2 separate regions of the Homo sapiens genome follow, and region 2 is linked to region 1. A link is an interaction called in ENCODE POLR2A ChIA-PET data of the cell type or tissue named here. Cell type or tissue: PC-9. All regions are shown on one strand. Links, peaks and the distances in the headings refer to the core of each region. The heading gives the core; the rest is flanking DNA.

Evidence for each region. Peaks named below come from ENCODE experiments on the same cell type or tissue, not always from the same donor. Only the 100,000 strongest peaks of a DNase experiment are listed, where the experiment ranks them.
Region 2: POLR2A ChIA-PET joins it to region 1 with 5 read pairs; 5 of 35 experiments call an interaction of 5 or more read pairs at or near these places.

What each region holds. Positions count from the first base shown.
Region 1 is chr12:12,793,640-12,801,382 of GRCh38, reverse strand. No RefSeq gene overlaps it. Among named protein-coding and RNA genes, the nearest start is that of APOLD1, 12 kb to the right of the region's middle. In PC-9, for the core only: no CTCF peak of the experiment used is centred there; no DNase peak of the experiment used is centred there; H3K27ac peaks cover 4,013 bases.
Region 2 is chr12:12,851,368-12,859,110 of GRCh38, reverse strand. It overlaps the pseudogene RPS6P1. Among named protein-coding and RNA genes, the nearest start is that of GPRC5A, 36 kb to the left of the region's middle. In PC-9, for the core only: no CTCF peak of the experiment used is centred there; no DNase peak of the experiment used is centred there.

The sequences.
Region 1 (7,743 bases), core at 1,264-6,263:
TTTTTTTTTTTGAGATGGAGTCTCACTCTGTCACCTAGGCTAGAGTGCAGTGGCGCAATCTTGACACATTGCAACCTCCGTCTCCTGGGTTCAAGCAATTCTCTGTCTTGGCCTCCCGAGTAGCTGGGATTACAGGCACACGCCACCACTCCCGGCTAATTTTTGTATTTTTAATAGAGATGGGGTTTCGCTATCTTGGCCGGTCTGCTCTTGAACTCCTGACCTTGTGATCCGCCTGCCTTGGCCTCCCAAGGTCTCAATCTCTTGACCTAGTGATCCACCCGCCTCGGCCTCCCAAAGTGCTAGAATTACAGGCATGAGCCACCGCGCCCAGCCGACGTGGGTTTCAATACACTGGAGACTCCTGGTTTTTCTCCTGTCTTGCTGGCCACTCCTTCTCAGTCTTCCTAGCTAGTACTTCCTCATTCCCACCCACTCCCCACCCTAAATGTCAGAGTACCCAGGGCTGAATCCTCGGACCTATTCTCTATATTCCCTACTTTCACTCATCTCTTAGTGGCCACATCCAGTCTCATGATTTTTAATACCACCTACTTGCTCAGGATTCTCCAATTGATATCTCCCTTCTAAGTCCTTCCTTGGGTTCCAGACTCATATATTCAGCTGCCTACAGGTATATGTCAGGAATCTCAAACTTAATACCTCTAAAACTCAACTCCTGACTCCACTCCTCCCCAGCGTGTTTCTCCCACAGTCTTCCCCACATCAGGAAATAGCCATGTCATCCTTCTAAATTACTCAAGCCAGGACTCCTCTCTTACACCTCCCACACCCAATCTGTCAACAAGTCCTGCAGGTCTACTTTCATCATACATCTGGAATCTGACTACTTTTCTCCACTCTCAGCTACCAACATTTCTGACCTGGGTCATGGCAGTAGCCTCCTAACTAGTCTTCTTGCCTTGATTCTTACCTCTCAACAGTCAATTCTCAACATAGCAGAAAGGGGTCCTTTGAAAACATAAGTCAGCTGGGCGTGGTGGCTCACGCCTATAATCCTAGCATTTTGGGAGGCTGAGGCAAGTGGATCACTTGAGGCCAGGAGTTGAGGCCAAGAGTTGGGGCCAGGACTTCAAGACCAGCCTGGCCAACATGGCAAAACTCCATCTCTACTAAAAATACAAAAAATGGCTGGGCACAGTGGCTCATGCCTATAATCCCAGCACTTTGGGAGGTGGGTGGATCACCTGAGGTCAGGAGTTTGAGACCAGCCTGGTTAACATGGTGAAACCCCGTTTCTACTAAAAATACAAAAAATTAGCCAGGCCTGGTGGCGTGGACCTATAATCATAGCTACTCAGAAGGCTGAGGCAGGAGAATTGCTTGAACCCAGGAGCTGGAGGTTACAGTGAGCCAAGATGGTGCCACTGCACTCCAGCCTGGGCGACAGAGAGTGAGACTCTATCTAAAAAAAAAAAAAAAAAAAAACACCAAAATAACATAGCGGTCATGCTTCTGCCTCAGAGCCTTTGCACTCTCCGTTTCCTCTGCCTGGAACACTCAGATACCCTCGTGGCTCTCTCCAACACCAACTTCAGCTCTTCACTCAAACATCCCTTGTCATTAAGGACTTCCAGCCCCTCTCCCCCCCAGCACTCCCTCTCCCTTGTCCCTGCTTTGTTTTTCTCCATGGCACTTATCAACATGTGGGAAACAATAACAATGGCCCCCAAGGATGCACATATCCTAATCCCTGGAATGCGTGAACATGTTATCTTACATGGCAATGGGGAATTAGGTTGCAGATAGAGTTAAGGTTGCTAATCATCTGACCTTAAAATAAGGAGATTATTTTGTATTGTCTGAATGGGCCCAATGTAGTCAAAAGGGTCTTGAAAAGTGGAAGAAAAGGCAAAAGAAGATGTCAGAGCGATGCAATGTGAGAAGACTCAACCCATCATTGCAGGCTTTGAAGATGGAGGAAGGGGCCACAAGCCAGGGAATGCAGGAGCCTCTAGAAGGTGGAAAAGGCAAGAAAACACGCTCTCCCTTATCGCCTCTAGGAAAAAGGATAGCCCTGCCGACTGCTGGATTTTAGCCCATTGAGCTACAATTGCATCAGACTTCTGACTGTGAGATAATAAATTATTTGTGTTGTTTTAAGCCACTAAAATTTTGGTAATTTTTTACAGAAGTTATAGGAAAAATATATATACCATCTCACAAACTAGATATCTACTTTTTCTTCTGCTGCTTCTCTTTTTTTTTTTTTTTTTTTTAAGAGATGTGGTCTCACTATGTTGCCCAGGCTGGTCTCGAACTCCTGGCCTCAAGAAATCCTTCCACCTCTGCCTCCCAAAGTGCTGGGATTACAGGTATGAGCCATCATGCTTGGCTGATATTTGCTTCTTCATTTTTTTTTTTTGTCTGCATTCTCTACCATCAATAGATACGAACTCCCTCATGGCAGAGATATTTGACTACTCTATGCTAGGTGCCTAGAAAAATACCTAGCATATAGGTATTGAGTGAGTGCTCAATAAATCTTTTGTTGAATAAATGAATATCTGTGTGTCTGTGGGTGTGTATTGGGAAGGGATGAAGAAAAGGAAAGATGAGGCCACAGTTGTGATGTGGAAAGATCACATGTTTGTGTATAAAAGAAGTAGGACACTAACTTGAGCTTCTAGAGACAGGTTATTACCTTAGGCCAAGATTGCTCATTCTTGGGAAAGAGAAGAGACCCAACAACTTTCTACGTATGAAGCAGGGATGTGAGGACAAGGTCCAACTTGAATGTGAGGACAAGGTCTAACTGTAAATCACCAAACAAAAAATGTCTCCCTTAATAGCTCCTTCACACCACAGGAAATGGTGTCTTCTAGTCCAATCCTCTTCTTTTTATTTATTTATTTTTGAGACAGGGTCTTCCTCTGTTGCCCAGGCTGGAGTGCAGTGGCACAATCACAGCTCACTGCAGCCAAGACATCCTGGGCTGAAGCAATCCTCTCACCTCAGCCTCCCAAGTATCTGGAACCACAGGTGCACACCACCACACCTGGCTTTTTTTCTATTTTTCTGTAGGTCTTGTAGAGTCTATTTTTGTCTTGCTATGTTTCCCAGGCTGGTCTCAAACTCCTAGGCTCAAGTGATCCTCCCCTCTGGCTTCCCAAAGTGTTGGGATTACAAGTGTGAGCCACCGTTTCCAGCCTGTCCTCTTCTGAGAGGTCAGTGTGGATTACCAACTTGATTAGAAAGCTTTTAGAACTGGCCATGCTGGGGAGATGGAACATGGTGCCCCAGATAACTCTGAAGTCTTCCCCTCTTAAGATAACATCATAAAGGAGGTCAGTCTGGTGAGGAAAGCTCTTCTAAGGTCAGGAAGTTCATTGTCACCACCATACATTTTTGATTCAGTTACAAACCCTACAGCATTAACAAGGGAGTTGGGGCCAGCCTAGGGCCGGGCTTGGGTTTCTATGACAACTGCACATGTTGAAGAGCGTTTGGAGGGAAGATATCAGGTTCAATATGCAACTGCCTTTTCTCTGCTCTTGTTTCCCATCATTAAAGGTCGTACAGCCAGTTTGCCTTGGTGGTGTGTGGTGGTCCAAGTCCTCTCTCCAAGTCAGTCAGAAGCACTAGGCCTTCAATTTCATGGAGGAAATTCACCTAGTGATGACGTGACCTGCCGACTCCTGTTTGTCTCTCTCTGCTTTCCCCATTCCTCCCCTCTCGAGGCTTCCCTGCACCACCACCCTGGGACCTTTTCTTCCTGACTCAGCCTGTTTTGAAAGTCACTAGACTACAACATCGTTTTCTCATTAAAAACCACAGAATTAGACCAGGTGCAGTAGCTCACGACTGTAATCCCAGCACTTTGGGAGGCCAAGGCAGGTGGATCACCTGAGGTCAGGTGCTCAAGACCAGCCTGGCCAACATGGTGAAACTCTGTCTCTACTAAAATTACAAAAATTAGCTGGGCATCGTGGCAAGTGCCTATAATCCCAGTTACTCAGGAGGCTGAGGTAGGAAAATTGCTTGAACTCGGGAGGCAAAGGTTACAGTGAGCTGAGATCATGCCACTGAACTCCAGCCTGGGAGAACGAGACTCCATCTCAAAAATAAATAATAAAAATAATAAATAAATAAATATAATAATACTATAAAAATAAGTAATATAAATATAATAAATATAAATAAAAATAAATGAATGAATAAATAACCACAGAATTGAGTTCCTGTTAGCCCTTCATGGTATTATCCGTCACAGCCAAAACCACAGGAACTCAGCAGTTCTCTGGGCTGTGTACTCAAATTCAGAGTCAAGGTTTAGATAAGGTCATGTTCCATTTGATTGGAATATAAAGAAATCTGGGAGTTATGTAAATGAATCAAGGATTGAAGTATGGTGTGAATCTGAGCAGAAAGAAGTTGGAATCAGGAAGAAACAGCTTGAAGGTCATTGCAGGTATTAGGAGGTAAAGCCTAGATGGTTGTGATAGCAGTGGGTTGGATCAAAATGGATGGCAGAGACATTTAATGGGAAGGAAATACTTTGGCAAAAATATATTAGAGTGGCCAGGAGTGTTAGTTCATGCCTATAATCCCAGCACTTTGGGAGGCCAAGGCAGTCGAATTGCTTGAGTTCAGGAGATCGAGACCAGCCTGGGCAACATGGCAAAACCCCGTCTCTACTAAAAATACAAAAATTAGCCGGGCATGGTGGTGAGCACTTATGGTCCCAGTTACTCTGGAGGCTGAGGTGGGAGGATCACAGTGGGAGGTTGAGACTATAGTGAGCCATGGTCGCACCACTGAACTCCAGCCCACGTGAGAGAGGGAGACCCTGTCTCAAAAAAAAAAAAAAGAAAAGAAAAGAAAAGAAAAGTATATCAGAGAAGTAAGAAAGGGGAAGATTTGGAGATGATGATATTTCCGGGTAGGCCACTGGTAGACTGATGTTGCCTTTGGTAGAAGTAGAAGAGTTGTGAAACTGGGCCAGTTTTACAGATAAATTTAGCTTCAGATGTTCTGAGAAGGAATGCCAGCATATCCATGAGGATAAACTGTGCTTGTTCAGTCAATAAATGCTACTGGGCATCTCCTGTGGCGGGAGCTGAAGAGACACTGGGAGATTTAACAATATCTGTGATGTGGTTTCTGTCCTTAAGAGCCTTGGGGTAGGCACATATATATTTAATAAAATGTATCAAGTGATACGTCTGCATAAGAGACACACAGATTGCTCTTAGACATTCAGATTAGAGCAAGACTGCATCTGGCTGGAGTCAGGTATAGAACTTCAATGAGAGGAATGGCATAGTAGGAACGCAGATAGGGCTTTTGTTTTGGTGCACTCTTCCTGCAACCTTTTTCATTCAGACAATGATTTCATTTGTTTTCATTTGACATAATACCCACCAAATTCAACTTGACCCCAAAGAATCCTTTAGAGCTGGTTTCTTTTTTTTTTTTTTTTTTGAGACAGAGTCTTGCTCTGTCACCCAGGCTAAAGTGCAGTGGTGCGATCTCGGCTCACTGCCAGCTCCGTCTCCCAGGTTCACACCATTCTCCTGCCTCAGACTCCTGAGTAGCTGGGACTACAGACACCCGCCACCACGCCCGGCTAATTTTTTGTATTTTTAGTAGAGACAGGGTTTCACCGTTAGCCAGGATGGTCTCGATCTCCTGACCTCGTGATCCACCCGCCTCGGCCTCCCAAAGTGCTGGGATTACAGGCGTGAGCCACCGCGCCCGGCCGTGGAGCTGGTTTCATCCATACCAACATCCAGTCCAGGACGGGTGAGACCCTGGAAACGAACATGCTCAGTGAAGGGCTGTGTGACAAGGTCAGGGGAATGGCAGCCTGGGTCTGAGGCTCAGGGAAACTTGAACCTTAAGACTGGAGGAGAAAAAAAAGCTGTCAAGGAAACTAAATAAGAAAGGCTGGTGTCACAGAATTCAAGAAAAAGGGTGCTTTAAGAATTGGGTATTTGGCTAGGCGCAGTGGCTCACGCCTGTAATCCCAGCACTTTGGGAGGCCGGGGCAGGTGGATCACAAGGTCAAGAGATCGAGACCATCCTGAACAACACGGTGAAACCCCGTCTCTACCAAAAATACAAAATTAGCCGGGCGTGGTGGCACGAGCCTGTAGTCCCGGCTACTTGGGAGGCTGAGGCAGGAGAATCACTTGAACCCGGGAAGTGGGGGTTGCAGTGAGCCGAGATCGCACCACTGCACTCCAGTCTGGTGACAGAGCGAGACTCCGTCTCAAAAAAAAAAAAAAAAAGAAAAGAAAAAGAATTGGGTATTCAGCAAAGTCAAATGCTACAGAGAAGTTAGAAAGAATTAAAATTAAATAACTGTGTTTGCTATGCAAAACCTCAGGGGACAATGTTAAATTCAAATCAACCACAAAGCATTATGATTTTGAATAGTTTATGATACCCAACATCTTATTCCTATTCATACCTATCTACTCACCCACATACCTCCAACACTTTTAGTCCATAAGCTACTAGACTGCAATTGAGTACACACCCCAACAGGAAGAAATTTGACAAGCAGGGTCAGTAGTAGTTTCAATGGAATGACCCCAAGAAGTTTCATTTTTTGAGGTTTTAAAATCAGATCTAGATAGGCCTGTTCGACCAGTAATTCCTTCATTCATGTCTGTGTCATCTCTACTGATAACTTCAGTTCCAGCGCATCTACAGTTAGCAAAAAGTTCTTATAAATCATGTCCTTCCTCTTCAGGTGTTTTGTTCACCAGAATTTTGCCATGTTTGGGAGATTTGGGGGAGCATCACAAAATATTATTCTGTAAATAGGCTTTGTTTTGTTTTGTTTGAGACAGAGTTTTGCTCTGTCGCCTAGGCTGGAGTGCAGTGGCGTGATCTCAGCTCACTGCAACCTCTGTCTTCTGAGTTCAAGCGATTCTCCTGCCTCAGTCTCCCGAGTAGCTGAGATTACAGGTGCCTGCCACCATGCCCAGCTAATTTTTGTATTTTTAGTAGAGACGGGGTTTCACCATGTTGGCCAGGCTAGTCTTGAACTCCTGACCTCAGTTGATCCTCCCACCTCAGCCTCCCAAAGTGCTGGGATTACAGGTGTGAGCCACTGTGCCCAGCCACCATAAAAACCCATACATAGGTTTTTATGATCAGAGCAAAAGTTTTATAACTTTCAAATCACACCCACACTGTTTATTATAAATACTAGTGACTTGCAAAGCTATATTTTATTTTTTTCTTATTGACTAGCCTACTGGCATAAGATTACTCATCCTAGATGAGACTGTTACTGCCAGGAGATGTTTTTATTTTTTTTGAGACAGGTTCTTGCTCTGTTCCCCAGGCTGGCTGGAGTGCAGTGGCCCAATCACGGTTCACTGCAACCTCGACCTCCTGGGCTTAAGTGATCCTCCCACCTCAACCTCCTGAGAAGCTGGGACTATAGGTGTGCAACACCACACTCAGCTCATTTAAAAATTATTTGTACAGATGAGGTCTCACCATGTTGCTCAGGCTGGTCTCTAACTCCTGGACTCAAGCAACCCACCTGCCTCGGCCTCCCAAGGTGCTAGGATTGGCTAGGCGCAGTGGCTCACACCTGTAATCCCAGAACTTTGGGAGGCTGAGATGGGCAGATCACCTGAGGCCAGGAGTTCAAAACCACCCTGGCCAACATGGCAAAACCCTGTCTCTACCAAAAATACAAAAATTAGCCAGGCATGGTGGTGGGCGCCTGTAATCCCAGCTACTCAGGATGCTGAGGTG
Region 2 (7,743 bases), core at 1,459-6,458, 58 kb before region 1:
TTGGGAGGCTGAGGCAGGCGGATCACTTGAGGTCAGGAGTTTGAGACCAGCCTGGCCAACATGGTGAAACCCTATCTCTACCAAAAGTATAAAAAAAGTAGTTGGGTGTGGTGGTGCACACCTGTAATCCCAGCTACTCAGGAGGCTGAGGCAAGGACAATTGCTTGAACCCGGGAAGCAGAGGTTGCAGTGAGCCAAGATCATGCCACTGCACTCCAGCCTGGGCAACAGAGTGAGACTCCATCTCAAAAAAAAACAAAAAAAAAAAAAAGAAAGAAAGAAATGGCAAAGGGTAGGATGGGAGGCAAAGGGATGGGGAGGAGGAGCCTGCAAAAAAACCAATGTCAGCCTTATGTCCTGAAAAAAAAATCAGTAAAAATTGAAATGCCCCAAACCATTAGGAAATGAGTCATATTATATAATTATATAATACATACATTATACCTAAATAATAAGCCATTTGTAGGCCGGGCATGGTGGCTCATGCCTGTAATCCCAGCACTTTGGGAGGCAGAGGTGGGCAGATCACAAGGTCAGGAGTACGAGACCAGCCTGGCCAATATGGTGAAACCCCCGTCTCTACTAAAAATACAAAAATTAGCCAGGTGTGGTGGCAGGCACCTGTAGTCCCAGTTACTCGGGAGGCTGAGGCAGGAGAATCGCTTGAATCTGGGAGGCAGACGTTGTAGTGAGCCAAGATCGTGCCACTGCACTCTAGCCTGGGCAGCAGAGCAAGACTCCGAAAAAAAAAAAAAAAGCCACTTGTGAGATAGTGGCTTCCAGGTTTTTCATCTCTGATATAGCAATTATCATTGCATCAATTACTTTGTAGTAATTTTCATACTTAACTTTCACTCTCATCAGGTGGTCATCCTCTTAAGGGTAGAGACTGTGATTAACCACCTGTTTATATACTCCAAGTCCGCTAGCATGGTGCCTAGTTAACTGAGCATATTCAGTCAATGAAGTACTTTTATATTTTATATATATGTATATATATATATTTGATAGGTAAATGTATTCACACTGTTCAAAACTCAAAGTTACATAAGGATATATAAAGTCAACAATTTCCCTTCCTTAGCCCACTGAACACCTGGTTTCCCTTCCTGGAGGTATCAATGTTACCTGTTACATAGTTCTTGTGTAATTCTTGAGAGATATTTCATGAATATTCAAACAAATATTTTGAATATACTCCTTTTTTTTTCTTTTTTGAGACAGGGTGGAATGCAGTGGTGCGATCATGGCTCACTGCAGCCTTGACTTCCCAGGCTCCAGTGATCCTCCCCTTCAGCCTCTGGAGTAGCTGCAACCACAGGCTCATGCCACCATGCCTGGCTAATTTTTGTTTGTTTGTTTCTTTCTCTGTTTGTTTGTTTTTGAGACGGAGTTTCCCTCTTGTTGCCCAGGCTGGAGTGCAATGGCATGATCTAGGCTCACCATAACCTCCGCTTCCTAGGTTCAAGCGTTTCCCCTACCTCAGCCTCCCGAGTAGCTGGGATTACAGGCATCCGCCACTATGCCCGGCTAATTTTTTGTATCTTTAGTAGAGACGGGGTTTCACCATGTTGGCCAAGCTGATCTCGAACCCCGGACCTCAGGTGATCCACCCGCCTCACCTTCCCAATGTGCTGGGATCACAGGTGTGAGCCATGTACCCGGAGAAATTTTGTATTTTTTGTAGAGCTATGGTTTTGCCATGTTGCCCAGGCTGGTCCCAAACTCCTAGAATCAAGCGATCCACCCATCTTGGCCTCCCAAAGAGCTAGGATTATAGGCATGAGCTACTGTGCCTGGCCAAATATACTCGTTTTAGCACCATGATAGCATATTATACACTGTTCTCTAGGTTGCTTGGACTTCAGGTAGTAACTGAAGTAAAAAAGGATATAAGGCAGGATGGGATTAATCCTAACAGTCTCTATGAGAAAATTGTTAAACAGCTAATAGTTCTCTGGGGAGGTTCAAGGTGGTGAGGCAGGCAGAATTATGGCTTGAGGTTGGGGGTGATAATAATAATAATTATTATTTTTTGAGACAAAGTCTCGCTCTGTCACCCAGGCTGGAGTGCAGTGGCACAATCTTGGCTCACTGCAACCTCTGCCTCCTGGGTTCAAGCAATTCTCCTGCCTCAGCCTCCCGAGTAGCTGGGATTACAGGCATGCACCACCACACCCGGCTAATTTTTGTATTTTTAGTAGAGATGGGGTTTCACCATGCTGGCCAGGCTAGTCTCAAACTCCCAACCTTGTGACCTGCCTGCCTTGGCCTCCCAAAGTGCTGGGATTACAGGCGTGAGCCACTGCGCCCGGCCAGGGATGATAATTATACTAGAAATATGGAACTGGGTGACTTCCCTTAAATCTTAGTGTCATGGCTAGAGGAGGGATAGGATGGTTAAGCCAGACTTGCAACTAATCCTAACAAATTAGCATGTAGCAGCCAAGAGGTAATGGTCACCTCAATGGTCAGCACAGGTCCTGGCACATAGTAGGCACTCCAGAGGAGTTAATTAATTATTTTGTGAATAACTGCTCTCAACCCATCTCAACTGGATCTAATCTAATGATATAATTATTGCCTTTCATCTCTAACACTATAATATTGTCTCATATATACAACCAGGCATGGGATTGGTTTCGAAATTCAGACTGGGTGAAGAGGGTATCCCCACAGGAGAAGAGCCCTAATATTGAGTATTGAAGCCCATGCAGAATTAGAAGGATGTCCCTGAATCATGGCGGCCCAGAATGGCAAGTCTAAGCCTGAAAGATTGGGAAAGCATCCACAGAGGGATGGGAGAAGGAAGAAGGGAGGGATGGGCCAGCCACAGGAGTTGGAGCCCAAGCATGGCAAGGAGGGCATGCACAGGGGGGATTGGACCAGCACAGGCTGCTGGAGCCCCAGAATATGAGGAAGGTGTCCCACATAAGGGCAGCATGGTGTGAAGTGTTTGAGTGAATGCAGGGTGATGGGGGCATATGTGTGAGGGTGGACTGGCATGGGATGTTGGGGCCCATGCAGGAGAGGAGGATACCCATGCTATGGGACAGCCTGGCACAAGACGTTGGAGTCTAAGCAGAGTGATAAAGATGTTCCCATAGAAGGGTAGCCTGGAGTCAGGTACTGGAGCCCGAGCAGGGAGAGCAGGGCCACACCTAAGCAGCCCGGGGTGAGAAGTCAGAGAGGAAATGGGGCGAGCAAGGCATCCCAGCAGGGAGGCAGCCCAGGATGGTGTGTCAGAGCCCAGGTAGAGTGGCAAGACCATCTATGCAGAAGTGGGGGTAGTAACAACTATTGGTTATGTAGACAGGGATTGATCAAATAAAAAAATACAAAGGATAATAATAAAAACCATCATTCTTGGAGAAGAGAGTTAGGAAAGGGGAGAGGAAGAAAACTGGAATAAACCCTGGGCTGTTTAATTGGAATTAGAACTATTAAAGCTATGTTTTCCAGTATAGAGAGATAGATATAAAAATAGGTAAATGTAAATATATGTACACATGTATGAATGTATATTCATATGGACACAAACACATACATACATTCCGTAGCTCTGTCCACAAAGAGGGCCTAGGAGCAGTAACACTCCAATACCAACGACAGGGATCGCCATGGTTTGTAAAACTGGTGGCTAGATAAAAAGCATAAGGAGATCTCTGTGCTCTTGCAGGTGTCATATCCTAAGCTTTGCTGAGGAGAACATCTTGATCCCGCTGTCAAAACATCTGAAGCCCATGGTGATCGGAATCTAACTAAAACTGCAAAAAAAAAAAAAAAAACCAAAAACACAAAATACCCCAGGCTCACTTTAACTTCAGATTATACTTACTCAGCTTCCTGTAGGATGGTCCTTTGTTGGGAGCAAATATTACTTTAACCTCTATTTTCCATTTTATGCAATGTCCAGCATAAATTTAAAACTACAAAGCATCTAAAGAAACAAGAAAATATAATCTATTATCAAGAGAGGAAATCATCAATAAAAGCTGGCCCCAAGTAGGTCCAGATTTTGCAATTATAAATGGGCTTTAAAATAACATTAACAAATATGACAAAGGACCTGGTGAAAAGGTAAACATCTTCTATGAACAAATGAGAAATTTTAACAAACAGTAGACACTTAAAGGATGAAAATACTAGGTCGGGCGCGGTGCTCACGCCTGTAATCCTAGCACTTTGGGAGGCCGAGGCGGGCCGATCACGAGGTCAGGAGATCAAGACCATCCTGTCTAACATGGTGAAACTCTGTCTCTACTAAAAATACAAAAAACTAGCCAGGCGTGGTGGCGGGCGCCTGTAGTCCCAGCTACTCAGGAGGCTGAGGCAGGAGAACGGCGTGAACCCGGGAGGCTGAGCTTGCAGTGAGCTGAGATTGCGCCACTGTACTTCAGCCTGGGCGACAGAGCGAGACTCCATCTCAAAAAAAAAAAAAAAGATTGAAAATACTAGAAATAAAAAACATATCAGGCCGGGCATGGTGGCTCACGCCTGTAATCCCAACACTTTGGGAGGCTGAGGCAGGCAGATCACCTGAGGTCAGGAGTTCGAGACCAGCCTGCCCAACAGAGTGAAACCCCATCTCTACTAAAAATACAAAAAATTAGCCGGGCATGGTGGCAGGTGCCCGTAATCCCAGCTACTTGGGAGGCTGAGGTGGGACAATAACTTGAATCCAGGAGGCGGAGGCTGCAGTGAGCTAAGATCATGCCACTGCACTCCAGCCTGGGTGACAAGAGCGAAATTCCATCTCAAAAAAAGAAAAAAAAAATATCAGAGGCCGGGCACGGTGGCTCACGCCTGTAATCCCAGCACTTTGGGAGGCTGAGGCGGGCGGATCACAAGGTCAGGAGATTGAGACCATCCTGGCTAACACGGTGAAACCCCGTCTCTACTAAAAATACAAAAAATTAGCTGGGCGTGGTGGCAGGCGCCTGTAGTCGCAGCTACTCGGGAGGCTGAGGCAGGAGAATGGCCTGAACCCAGGAGGCGGAGCTTGCAGTGAGCCGAGATCGCACCACTGCACTCCAGCCTGGGCTACAGAGCAAGACTCTGTCTCAAAAAAAAAAAAAAAGATCAGAAATGAAGAAGTAATTTGATGTACAGTAGACTGGACACAGCAGTGGAAATGAACAGTAAACTTAAAATCAGATCAATAAGAATATGTCATGCATTGCTTAACAATGCGAATACATTCTGAGAAATGCATCATTAGGCAATTTTGTCATTGTGTGAACATCATAGAGTATATTCACACATACCACACAGCCTACTACACACCTAGGTTGCTTGGAATAGCCTATTGCTCCTAGGCTACAAACCTGCACAGCATGTTACTGTACTGAATACAGCAGGCAATTGTAACCCAATGGTAAATATTTATATATCTAAACAAATCTAAACATAGGAAAGTTACAATAAAAATACACCATAAAAGATAAAATATGGTACACCTATATAGGGCACTTACCATAAATGGAGCTTACAGGATTGGAAGTTGCTCTGGGCGAGTAAGTGGTGAGTGAATGTGGAGGCCTAGGACATTACTGCACACTACTGTGGACTTTATAAACAGTGGACACTTCGGCTACTCTAAATTTATTTTATTTATTTATTTATTTGTTTATTTTTGAGATGGAGTTTTGCTCGTTGCCCAGGCTGGAGTACAGTGGCACAATCTCGGCTCACCGCAACCTCCATCTCCTGGGTTGAAGCGATTCTCCTACCTCAGACTCCCAAGTAGCTGGGATTACAGGCATATGCCACCATGTCCAGCTAATTTTGTAGTTTTAGTAGAGATGGGGCTTCACCATGTTGGTCAGGCTGGTCTTGAACTCCCAACTCCAGGTGGTCCACCCACCTCGGCCTCCCAAAGTGCTGGGATTACAGGCATGACCCACTGCGCCTGGCCACTAAATTTGTTTATTTTTAAAATTTTTCTTTCTTCAATAATAAATTAACCTTAGCTTACTGTAACTAAATTAACTTTATAAACTTTTTCATCTTTTAGCTTTTTGACTCTTTTAATAACACTTAACTTCAAGCACACATTGTACAGCTGTACAAAATATTTCCTTCTGTATATCCTTATTCTTTAGGCTTTTTCCTTTTATTTATTTATTTTTTTTTTTGAGACTGAGTCTCACTCTGTCACTCAGGCTGGAGTGCAATGGCACGATCTCAGCTCATTGCAACCTTTGCCTCCCAGAGTCAAGCGATTCTGCCTCAGCCTCCTGAGTAGCTGGGTCTACAGGTGTGCACCACCATGCCTGGCTAATTTTTTGTGTTTTTAGTAGAGATGGGGTTTCGCCATGTTGGCCAGGCTGGTCTCAAACTCCTGACCTCAGGTGATCCACCTGCCTTATCCTCCTAAAGTGCTGGGATTACAGGCATGAGCCACCATGCCCAGCCGCTTTTTTCTATTTTTAAAATTTGTTATTTATGTTTCTGCTTGAGGTTGTTTTACAGTCAACTTTATACATATATATATAATGTAATGTTATATATATGTGAAGTACATTCTAAAATAATGATAAATGTATACTAAATACATAAACCAGTAACATAGTCTTTTTTTGTCATTATCAAGTATTATATACTATACATTATTGTGTGTGCTATACTTTTATACAACCGGCAGCACAGGTTTGTTTACACCAGCATCACTACAAACACAGGAGAAATGTGTTGCACTACAACTTTATGATGGCTACAACATCACTAGGTGATAGGAATTTTTCAGCTTTATTATAATCTTATGGGGCCAACATCATATATGTGGTCTGTTGTTGGCTAAACTGTCATTATACAGCACGTGACTGTAATCCAACTAAAACACAAATAGAAAAATGTTGGGGGGATAAAACAGAGCATCTATGATCCTTAGGATGATAGCAAATGGTTTAACATATTTGTAATTGAAGTCCCATAAGGAAAAGAAAGAGTGAGACAGAAGAAATCTTTGGAGAGATAATAGACAAGAATTTTCTAAAACTAATAAAAGAAATCAAGTCACAGATTGCATCAGCTCAGTGAACTCCAAGCAGAATAAATACAAAGAAAACCAACCTCAGGTACATCACAGTCAAAGTGTTGAAAATCAAAGATAAAAATAAATTATTAAAAGCAGCCAAAGAAAAATTATGAATGATGGGTAATTTCTCATCAGAAACAGTAGAGGCCAGAAGACAATAGAAAAGCTTCCCCATCCCCTAATATGGTTTGGCTGTGTCCCCACCCAAATCTCATCTTGAATTGTAGCTCCCATAATTCCTACATGTTGTGGGAGGGACCCGGCGGGAGGTAACTGAATCACGGGAGTGAATCTTTCCCATGCTGTTCTTGTGATAACGTCTCACGAGACCTTATTTCTGACTGGACTCAGACTTAGATGTAGAAGCTCACAGAGAGGAAAGTCTGTGTCTCTTCGCAATTTGTTCCTGGCGCTTCTCTTTAGCCTCCTTCATTCCCTTGCCTAAAAGTTTAGCATATTCTGCAGCCTCTTCCTTATTTTTCTTAGTACACGGCTTCTTCAGAGCAATATGCTGCCCTTTGTGCTGCAGGAAATGTGGAGTAACAAGATGCTGAATCTTGGGTGCTTTGGTCCTAGGTTTCTTACCTCCTTTGTTTGAGGGCTTTCTTACAACATACTGGCGGACATCATCTTCTTCAGAGAGATTGGAAAGTTTGCAGATTCTGCTAGCTTTTTTGGGCCCCAGGCGACAAGGCACCATAGTA